2 separate regions of the Homo sapiens genome follow, and region 2 is linked to region 1. The links are chromatin loops, found by intact Hi-C in ENCODE. Cell type or tissue: PC-3. All regions are shown on one strand.

Evidence for each region. A loop is a pair of places that touch in the nucleus more often than their neighbours do. Peaks named below come from ENCODE experiments on the same cell type or tissue, not always from the same donor. Only the 100,000 strongest peaks of a DNase experiment are listed, where the experiment ranks them.
Region 2: a loop joins it to region 1, with 6 times the contacts of the local background. A loop is called at or near these places in 13 of 110 quality-filtered maps.

Annotation. Positions count from the first base shown.
Region 1 is chr21:25,860,565-25,865,564 of GRCh38, forward strand. It overlaps LOC105372756 (a long non-coding RNA gene), which reads left to right and starts at 1,782. Exons shown (of 3, transcript XR_007067828.1): 1 at 1,782-2,277; 2 at 3,579-3,762. In PC-3, a CTCF peak has its summit at 2,152 (motif pointing left); a DNase peak (open chromatin) is centred at 2,147.
Region 2 is chr21:25,787,679-25,792,678 of GRCh38, forward strand. No RefSeq gene overlaps it. Among named protein-coding and RNA genes, the nearest start is that of GABPA, 55 kb to the left of the region's middle. In PC-3, CTCF peaks have their summits at 2,571, 2,771 and 3,845; a DNase peak (open chromatin) is centred at 2,683; H3K4me3 peaks cover 1,044 bases; H3K27ac peaks cover 395 bases.

The DNA.
Region 1 (5,000 bases):
CCTCCCTTCTCAGCCTCCGAAGTAGCTGAGACTGCAGGCACATACCACCGTACCATGCTAGTTTTTTTTTTTTTTTTTTTTGGTAGAGATGGTGTTTCTCCATTTTGCCCAGGCTAGCTCAAGTGATCGGCCTGTGTGGGCCTCCCAAGGTGCTGAGGTTACAAGTCTGAGCCACTGCTTTCTTTATATCACTTTACTACGTAAATGACTTCTTAGTTGTGAATACATTTGATTTAGTGGTAAATAAATTTCTTCTCCCTGGGTTGTGGAAATATGAGTTTCTAATTTCATGACAGAAAAACTCAGCAACCAACTGTATTTCTTAATTATACTTTCATCTGAATGCTGCTTGTCTTAATTTGTTATGCTACAAATGACATAATAGTAACCCAAAGATTTGCCGTCTAAACATGTGTCTTTTAAAAGCTCAATAACTTAATGGTGCATTTTCGGCTGAAGCCAGTGTTTTGTTCGTACAATTCATGATTGCTTTCTGTTAAAAAGCATGACTGTATATTAGAATAGAATTTAACCCAATTTATTATGCTAAGGCATGAACAATCAATGGAACATAACCAACGATTGAATGGTAAGACTCGAAGAAAAAAAGAAACTGCCAATCAACCAAATATTTGCAAAATTAGTTGCAATAGGCTGAATTTTGTGTCCCCTCTAAAAATTCATGTGTTAAAATCCCGACACCCAAGATGATATTATTGGGAGGTGGTGCCTTTCGGGGTGGGGCCTTTTGGGAGGTCCTGCCCTCATGGATGGAATTAGTGATCTGGAAAAAGAGGCCAGAAAGAGAAAAAGAGTGGGGAAAACTCTGACCCCGACTCTCATCATATAACTTACATGAACATCAGCATTCCAGAAGACGGCTCAGTGGTTCTTTGAAATAATCTGGAATTAGGGGATGTTGTCTAAATTTATCTGCCTGCATCTTGTTCCAATAAATATATAAATTATAGGTTCAGGACTTCCAAAACAGGGCAAAAACTGAACTATCAGAAGGCATGGCAAAAACAGTTACAGCTAATATTGAGAAATAACAAACTGTATATACATATACTCGTACATTTTTCTATTTAGTATTCATTTATTTATTTTTCCAAAAGGAATAAGACCCACAGTTTTCAATATATTCTCAAGTGATCCATAAACTATAAGAAATTAAAAACTGCCTGTAAAAATCTGCATGATAAATAATATTTATCATAATGATACTAAAATGTAAACACCATAAAGGCAGGTGTTTTGTCTATTTTTGTTCACTTTTCTATCCCCAGTACCTGGGACATAGTAGGGACTCAGTAAATGTTCATTAAATGAAGGAAGAAATCACACAAATGCATTGTAAGAGCATAGTATTCTACTAAATAGCTAAAGAAAGGCCAAATGTTATTCAATACAAATTAAATGTTCCTGCTTTCTCTCTTTTTTAATTTTTTTTAATTTTTATTATTATACTTTAAGTTCTAGGGTACATGTGCACAATGTGTACCCTAGAACACGTTGTGCACATGTACCCTAGAGCTTAGATTATAGCTGTTAAGCAGAATATTCAAATGACTAGTGCCTTAGGCCATTGAGGGTGCTGTAACAAACTACCATAAACTGGGTGGCATATAACAATAAAAATTTACTTCTTACAGATCTGGAGGTCTGGGACCGCCAAGATCAAGGCACCAGCAAATTCAGTGTCTGGTGAGGTCATGCTTCCTGGTTCACAGATGGCTTTCTCACCGTGTCCTCACATGGCCCAAGAGACAAAGGAACTCTCCTCCCCATTGTCTCTCTCTGGTCTTTATTATGAGGTCACTAATTCCATCCATGAGGGCAGTCACTCTCAAAAGGCCTCACCTCCCAAAGGCGCCACCTCCTAATACAATCATCATGGATGCCAGGATTTTAATATATGAATTTTTAGGAGGAACACAAAATTCAGTGTATTGCAACTAATTTTGCAAATATTGGCTGATTGGCAGTTTCTCCACTTTTAATGCCATTCATTGGCTCATGCTGCCTAAGGAGTCTTGTGGCTTTTGCTCTTTTTTGCTTTATCTGCCCATTTGTCAATTTTCTGCAAGCCTGGTGGAGACCAAGCAACTCAATCAGCTCTTCCTCTTCCTATTGCCCTCAGAGCACCTCCTAGTGGCAAAAAGCAGGCATTGTAATCCCAGCAAGGCTTTTGAAATTTGCTTCTTTCATCCATTTATTTAGTTATTGCCTGCAAATGTTTCAACGATAATGTAATGATCCCTCTGCTGTCCAAAGGTTTGGAGAATGTTATGAAAGAACATTTTTGTTTTTTTCTGTAGCCTCTGCACTGACCTGTATTTCTGTTCCCAGGTGACTTGTACCACAATTTGGGGCAACAGAACATGCATTTAATGTTGGGTATAAACTTTTAATAATTAGAAAACTGAGAATGCCAAGAAACTATTACATGGTACATCTGTATAAGAGTATTTAGAATAAAATGTATGTGTTTTCTTAACACAAATCAAGTAATTTTGGGAGTTGATAAAAGGCTAATAGTTCAGAAAATTAAAATTATATGTTAAAGTCTTCTATGAAAAATACTTAACATAATTGCCATGTGAGAGAGCTGGTAAACATTAATGAAATTTCAAAATCAGTGCATAGAAGAGGGACATGGTCGATGGTTGAAAGTAAACAGCAGACTGGCCAGAAATCTGATTACAAAGACCATGCAAAAATGAATAGGGCCTGAAGATACCAAATTCCTTCTGTTTTAAACCAAATTGATTTTCCCCTAAAAGAGTGTTAATAAAATACTTCACATAGTGAGTTTAACTTTTCTTTCTCAGTCTCTAAGTTATCTGGTATACCATTGTTTTTGATGAATTGCTTCTTCCTTAGTTTATGTTTTGTGTCATTTCAATCTAAATTGGTTCAAAGGGACACCTTCAGATTTTCTTCATTGGCAATGACTATTGAGCCCCTATGAGAGTACAGTAGTCCCCCCTTATCTGAGGGACATACCTTCTAAGACCCACAGTGCACATTTTCTATACATACATACCTGTGAGAGTTAATTTGTAAATTAGGCGGAGTAAGAGATTGACAACAATAACATAATAAAATAGAACAATTGTAACAATATGCTGTAATAAAAGTTATGTGAACATGGTCTTTTTCTCAATATCTTACTGTAATGTACTCACCCTTCTTGTGATGATGTGAGATGTGAGATGGCAAAATGCTTACGTGCTGAGATGAAGTGATGTGAATGACGTAGGCATTGTGACTTAGCATTAGGCTACTATTGACCTTCTGACCTATTGTCAGAGGGAGGATCATCTGCTTCAGGTGATTCTGGATCATTAAGCCACAAGGATGACGAAGGTTGGGAGTCAGAAACAGACAGTGTCAATGACTGATGGGTGGGTTGTGTCTACAGTGTGAATCTGCTGGACAAAAGGATGATTCCTGTCCAGGGCAGGACAAAGCAGGACAACATGAGATTTCATCTGAGATTTCTCCTCAGAACCACGTGCAATTAAAAACTAATGAGTTGTTTATTTCTGAAATTTTTCATTTAATGTTTTCAGACCATGGTTGACCACAGGTAATTGAAACCCTGGAAGGTGAAACTGCAGATAAGGAGGACTACAGTGTTCAACTATTTACAAATAATGACAGTGGCCACAAAGATTACCTTGAAAAGAGACCGTGAGACAGTTTCACACAGACTGTGCCTGGATTTCCATGAGTCTCTGCCAACTGCTTTTTAAGGTATTATACCATATAATAATGTTTTTTAAATCTTTTAGTTGGAAGTGATTTTTTTTTTCTTGAGACAGAGTCGCGTGCTGTCACCCAGGCTAGAGTGCAGTGGCAAGATACCAGCTTACTATAACCTCCGCCTCCTGGGTTCAAGCGATTCTCCTGCCTCAGCCTCCTGAGTAGCTGGGATTACAGGCACCTGCCATGATGCCTGGCTAATTTTTGTATTTTCAGTAGAGATGGGGTTTTGCCATGTTGGCCAGGCTGGTCTTGAATTCCTGACCTCATGTGATTCACCTGCCTTGGCCTCCCAAAGTGCTGGGATTACAGGCATGAGCCACTGTGGCTGGCATTTTGAAGTAATTTTAGACTTTAAAAAAGGTGCAAAAATAGAATAGAGTACTCCGTATACTCTTCATCCAGCTTCCCCTGTATAACTATAGCACAACATTTTACATAACTATAGCACAGTCATCAAAACCAGGAATACAGTACTGTTTCAATTTTAAAATAATGTGCCTTAGCTGATGATGTTCTTGCTATACTTTTCTTTCTCATCTCTTTAAGTCTTTGTTGCTTCTCTTCTTCAGAAAGAGTAAAATTGAATTCTAGAGAGGTCCACTCATAAGAGGCAGACCTGGGCAATGAACTCGTTTTTTTGCCCTGTGCTCTTGAAACTGGATTCTCCTTTCTCAACAGCGTTAAGCTTCAGTTCTCTATGTTGCCAAAAGCCAAAGTTTTAGCCTGGGGCTCAGAATATTGGCTTATTTTTCCTGTATAAAGAACTGTCAGACTCTTCTTGACAGGGGTTCATATTAATAACCCTAATCTCCATCTCACGGTAGAACATGCTGTCTACTTAATAAGAACTTTTGCCCCTTTTCTGTTAATGCCATCCCTTTACACAAAAAATGAAATACATATATCATGAAGCTAATTATGTTCAGCTTAAATATTTATTTCAGGATGGTTCTAAATCCTATCTCTGGTCTGGTTTAGTGATTTTCATAATGCTTAGACATGATGACCATTTCAAACTGAAACCAAGAAAGAATATGAATATTTCTTTATAAAAATAAAAACACTTTTCTTTAATTAAAATAAAACCAAGAAGTTTCATGTGAAAGGTCACATTTCTAGCTCGTGCTGTGTTGTCAGCATACTCCTCCAGCCTTCTTCTCTCTCTCTCTGTGTGTGTGTGTGTGTGTGTGTGTGTGTGTGTGTGTGTGTGTGTGTGTGTTGTTTTG
Region 2 (5,000 bases), 73 kb before region 1:
CACAGTTCTGGAGGCTTGAAAGTCTGATATCAAGGTGCTGGCAGATTTGGTGTCTGGTGAGGACCCACTTCCGGGTTCATAGATGACGCCTTCTCACCACTGGGTCTTCATATGGTTAAAGGGGCAAGACAGCTCTCTGGGACCAATTTTATTTATTTATTTATTTTGAGATGGAGTTTTGCTCTTGTTGCCCAGGCTGGAGTGCAATGGCACGATCTCTGCTCACCACAACCTCCGCCTCCCAGGTTGAAGCGATTCTCCTGCCTCAGCCTCCCAAGTAGCTGGGATTACAGGCATGTGCCACCACCCCGGCTGATTTTGTATTTTTTGTAGAGACGGGGTTTCTCCATGTTGGTCAGGCTAGTCTTGAACTCCCGACCTTAGGTGATCCACCCACCTTGGCCTCCCAAAGTGCTGGGATTACAGGCGTGAGCCACCGCGCCCGGCTGTCTGGGACCAATTTTGTAAGAGCATTAAACCTATTCATGAAAGCTCTGCCTTCATGACCTAATCAGCTCCCAAAGGCCCCACCTCCTAACACCATCACCTTGGTGACTAGGTTTCAACATGTGAGTTTTAGGGAGACGCAAACGCTCAGAGTATAGTAGTTATATCCTTCCATGTCCACTATCGCCACCTGCACATGTGCCTCTCATAAAAATGCATTGAAAAGGTGAGTTTGGAGGCAATTAACCAAAAATCTACCCAGTTTTAGATTTAGGAAATGTAAATCTTAAGGAATGGAAAGCCTTCCTGCAGACGTCTAAGTTGTGTTTGGGTGTGTATTTATTTGAGTATATCTGCATATAAGTGTTAAAGAATCGGAGGACAATTCACTAATACACATTCGTTATCTCTAGAAAAAGGATTTTTAACACATTTGCTTATTCCAATTTCTACTATAAAAATAGATCACTGTAGTCATACTCCCACTTATGGTTAAGATGGTATAACCAGAATGAGGTAAGTCTCATTTATTTATCAGCTTAAACTGAGATTCCAGGGTTGCAGCATGCAGAGAGAGTAGAAACCACTGGGAAGCCAAGACAGCTAGAGTTCACAGAGCAGAGAGAAAAAAATCGCACAGAGATCAAGCTTGGGAGATCTGCAAAGGGTTCCCCTGGGGCTGTCCAGTGAGACCTGGTCAGTAGATATACACGGGAGGATCCTACCCAAGGCTGGGGAAGGAGCCACGTGACAGGAGCACAGGGAACAATCCTCAGAGCATACACAGGAGAAGTAATGGTTGTGCTTCCACCAGCCAGAGAGGAAAACCTTATAAGGCATAGAGTACTCGGAATGCTAGAGACTAAAGGCTGCCCTGATCCTACCTGACAAAGTTTAAAAAGAAAGCCTAGTCCCAGCGGGGCGTGGTGGCTCATGCCTGTAATCCCAGCACTTTGGGAGGCCAAGGCAGGTGGATCACCTGAGGTCAGAAGTTCGAGACCAGCCTGGCTAACAAGGTGTGAAACCCCGTCTCTACTAAAAATAAAAAATTAACCAGGTGTGGTGGCATACACCTGTAGTCCCAGCTACTGGGGAGGCTGAGGCAGGTGCTTGAACCCAGGAGGCAGAGGTTGCAGTGAGCAAAGATCGCACCACTGCACTCCAGCCTGGGTGACAGAGCAAGACTCAGTCCCCCCCCCCCCAAAAAAAAAAAAAAAACAAACCAGCAAAGCCTAGTCCCAGAATAAAATTTAAAATGACTTTTGGGAATAAAAAGTAATAGATTATTGTTAATTTCCATTACTTTAAAATCTGATCCATTACATATTATATGCGTGTATCAAAATATCACATATACCCCCAAAATATATACAACTATTATATGTCAATTTTTTAAAAGTTGTACCCAGTCTTCAAATTCCAACTAAAATGCTAACTGATTCCTTCATCTGAATTTTTGTAGCATTCTTTTATGGCAATTAACACAGTCTATATTTTAGAGATTTTATCCAATTGTATTGTAAATGGGTTTTATCTATTAGGTTGGTGCAAAAATAATAGCGATTTTTGCAATTACTTTTAATGGCAAAAACCACAATTACTTTCGCACTAACCTAATGGTTGTGCTGTAAATTCCCAGGGGATAGGGAACACCCAAGATTCATACAACTTTGTGTAAATATGTTAACCATCTTGCATTATTAGTGCCTTACATAAATCTGATTTTAAAATATATATTTGCCCAGTAAATGAATATTTCAGTAAAGTTTAATAAAAAAATATAAGTATTAACTGGCTATTAATTCATATGAATTTATGTAGAAGTCTTCTTAAAAATTTGAGAGTTAACTTAAGAATCATTCTCATATCATTATTGCCAGCATGTTTTCCAAAGTATGAGCCTAAATATATGGACTAGCCAGTTCTCATGGCCATTAGTGTACACTTGTAAAATTATTTTTATTTATGTTGGAATTTGCAAAGTCTATTTTCAAATCCAACTGGGATTATTTTTATGGCAGAGATTATTACAGCGGTATTTCTAAGTCATGTAGAAAAAAATGTGAATCTGGGAGGTTCTGTGATGCTTAGAGATTTCAGTTCCAACTTGTTCCAGTTGATGTCACTATGGCAAAGGTATCCCACACATGTGGCATACAGCAGCGGGGGAAGGAGGATACAAATCTAATAATGTGGCCAAATCAAGAGGAAACGTATTTGGGGGCAAGGCTAAAATGGGAATGGGAGCATGGCAGAACATCAGGATTCCACATCTGGAATCAGAGGGGCTGAGTGAATGCATTTACCTGATCTTCTATGAGTCAGCAAAACAAACACACAAAGCCATCGTGAGTTTGGAAGCTGTGAAACTGCTGCTCTTTGCAATGACAGATCTTCCTATGCTCTGAACTGCAGCAATACATTGAGGTAGCAGTAATTACAGACTTTCATATGGCTTCTCTGCTCTGTAGAAGTAGTAAATGAACCTCTTGGGGCTAAATTTCTAGCTTTGGGCTCCTGCACCATCTTTCTCCCTACAGGAAGTCACGACAGACAACAGAGGAAGTCCAAAGCAAGGACAACGCTGTTTATGAAAAGGAGTGGTAATGGTTCAGAGTGAAAATTAACAGATGTTGGGATAAAAATGTCTGCCTGGGTACTTTATGGCTCCAAAGTAAATAATATGTCCCTGAGTTTTAGCAGCTGTTTAGGGACTCCTGTATCTTAGTGTTAGTTTAAACGGCAAGGTAAAGGAACTCATGTAACTTAACACTGTTCATCAACACAAACTTACTGGATATCTTTCTGAAATGTGAAAACAGATCTGTTTTCAGATACTATTCAACTGTGCAAGGAGGCAAACAGATGTATTCATTAACACTCCCCACAGAGCATATTGTGATATTTGCAAATGGAAAATGCTGGAGCTGAGGTTACACAAATGTTTTCTGTTATGAAACTTCCTTCCATAAGACCATGATTTTCAAGGAGGATCTCATTTAGGACTGTTTTTTGTTGTTATACTTTCTGTAATGGGTGATTTTTCTAATTAAGATAATTTGCATTTTAACCTTGTTTTAGAAAGTGATTATTCTTTTTTTTTCTGTCTAAAGGTAGATAATGTTACCTGTTTAAATTCATTTTTTTAACCCAAGTTTTGCCTCAGGATCTATAAGTCAATTTTTTATAGTAAGATATTGGATGCCCAGTGAAGAAAAGGTTTTTGCCAAGCTGAAAGAAATTCAAGGCAAGATTGTGAGATGTCATTGGTACAATACACACCAACTAAGAATCCTTGTTTCTGTTTTATGCCTATGAACCAATAACAGTGATCAGTGTGGGGACATTTCATTGGAATTCTGCCTGAGAAAAAGCAGGAGTGTTCAGTCCTTCAGCGCCACCAACAGCTCTGGATGCCAAAGGACCATGCTGGTAGGGCTCAGAGTGCTCAGACAGAAGTATGAGGCAGAGTTTCATGGGGAAATGAGATGGGTCTGAGATGGGTAGGAAGAGGGGGAAAATGGGCCTCTCAATGCTCTCATAGCCTCTTAATGCTCTCAAAACAGCCACTGAGGCAATGAAATTTTTTTTTAACTTTTAGGTTCAGAGATACATGTGCAAGCTTGTTATACAGGTAAATTATGTTTCAAGGGGGTTTGATGTACAGATTATTTTGTCACCTAGGTAATAAGCATAGTATCTGATAGGTCGTTTTTTGATCCTCACCCTCCACCCACCCTCCACCCTCAACTAAGCCCTGGTGTATGTGGTTCCCTTCTTTGTGTCCATGTGTTCTCAATGCTTAGCTTCCACTTATAAGTGAGAACATGCAGTATTTGGTTTTCTGTTCCTGCCTTTGTTCACTTAGGATAATGGTCTCCAGCTCTGTCCATGTTTCTGCAAAGAACATGATCTCATTCTTCTTTTATGGCTGCATAGTATTCCATGCTATATTGTACCACATTTTCTTTATCCAGTCTACCATTGATGAGCATTCAGATTGATTCCTCATCTTTGGTACTGTGAATAGTGCTGCAATGAACATGCACATGCATGTCGTCTTTCTGGTGGAATAATTTGTATTCCTTTAATTATATACCCAATAATGGGATTGCTAAGGTCGAATGGTAATTCTAAGTTCTCTAAGAAATCACCAAACTGCTTTCTGCAGTGGCTGAACTAATTTACATGAGCACCAGCAATGTATGTATATGAGCATTCCCTTATCTTTGCAACCTCACCAGCATCTGTTATTTTTTTACTTTTTTATAATAGCCATTCTGACTGGTGAGAGATGGTATCCCACTGTGGTTTTGATTTGCATTAATTAAAAGAGATTTATTTATTTATTTATTTGAGACAGGGTCTGGCTCTGTTGCCCATGCTGGAGTACAGTAGTGTGAACAGGCTCACTGCAGCCTCAACCTCCCAGACTCAGGTGATCCTCCTGCCTCAGCCTCCTGAGTAGCTGGGGCTACGGGTGTGCACCACCACGTCTGGCTAATTTTTAAATTACTTGTAAAGATGGGGTCTTCCTATGATGCCCAGGCTGG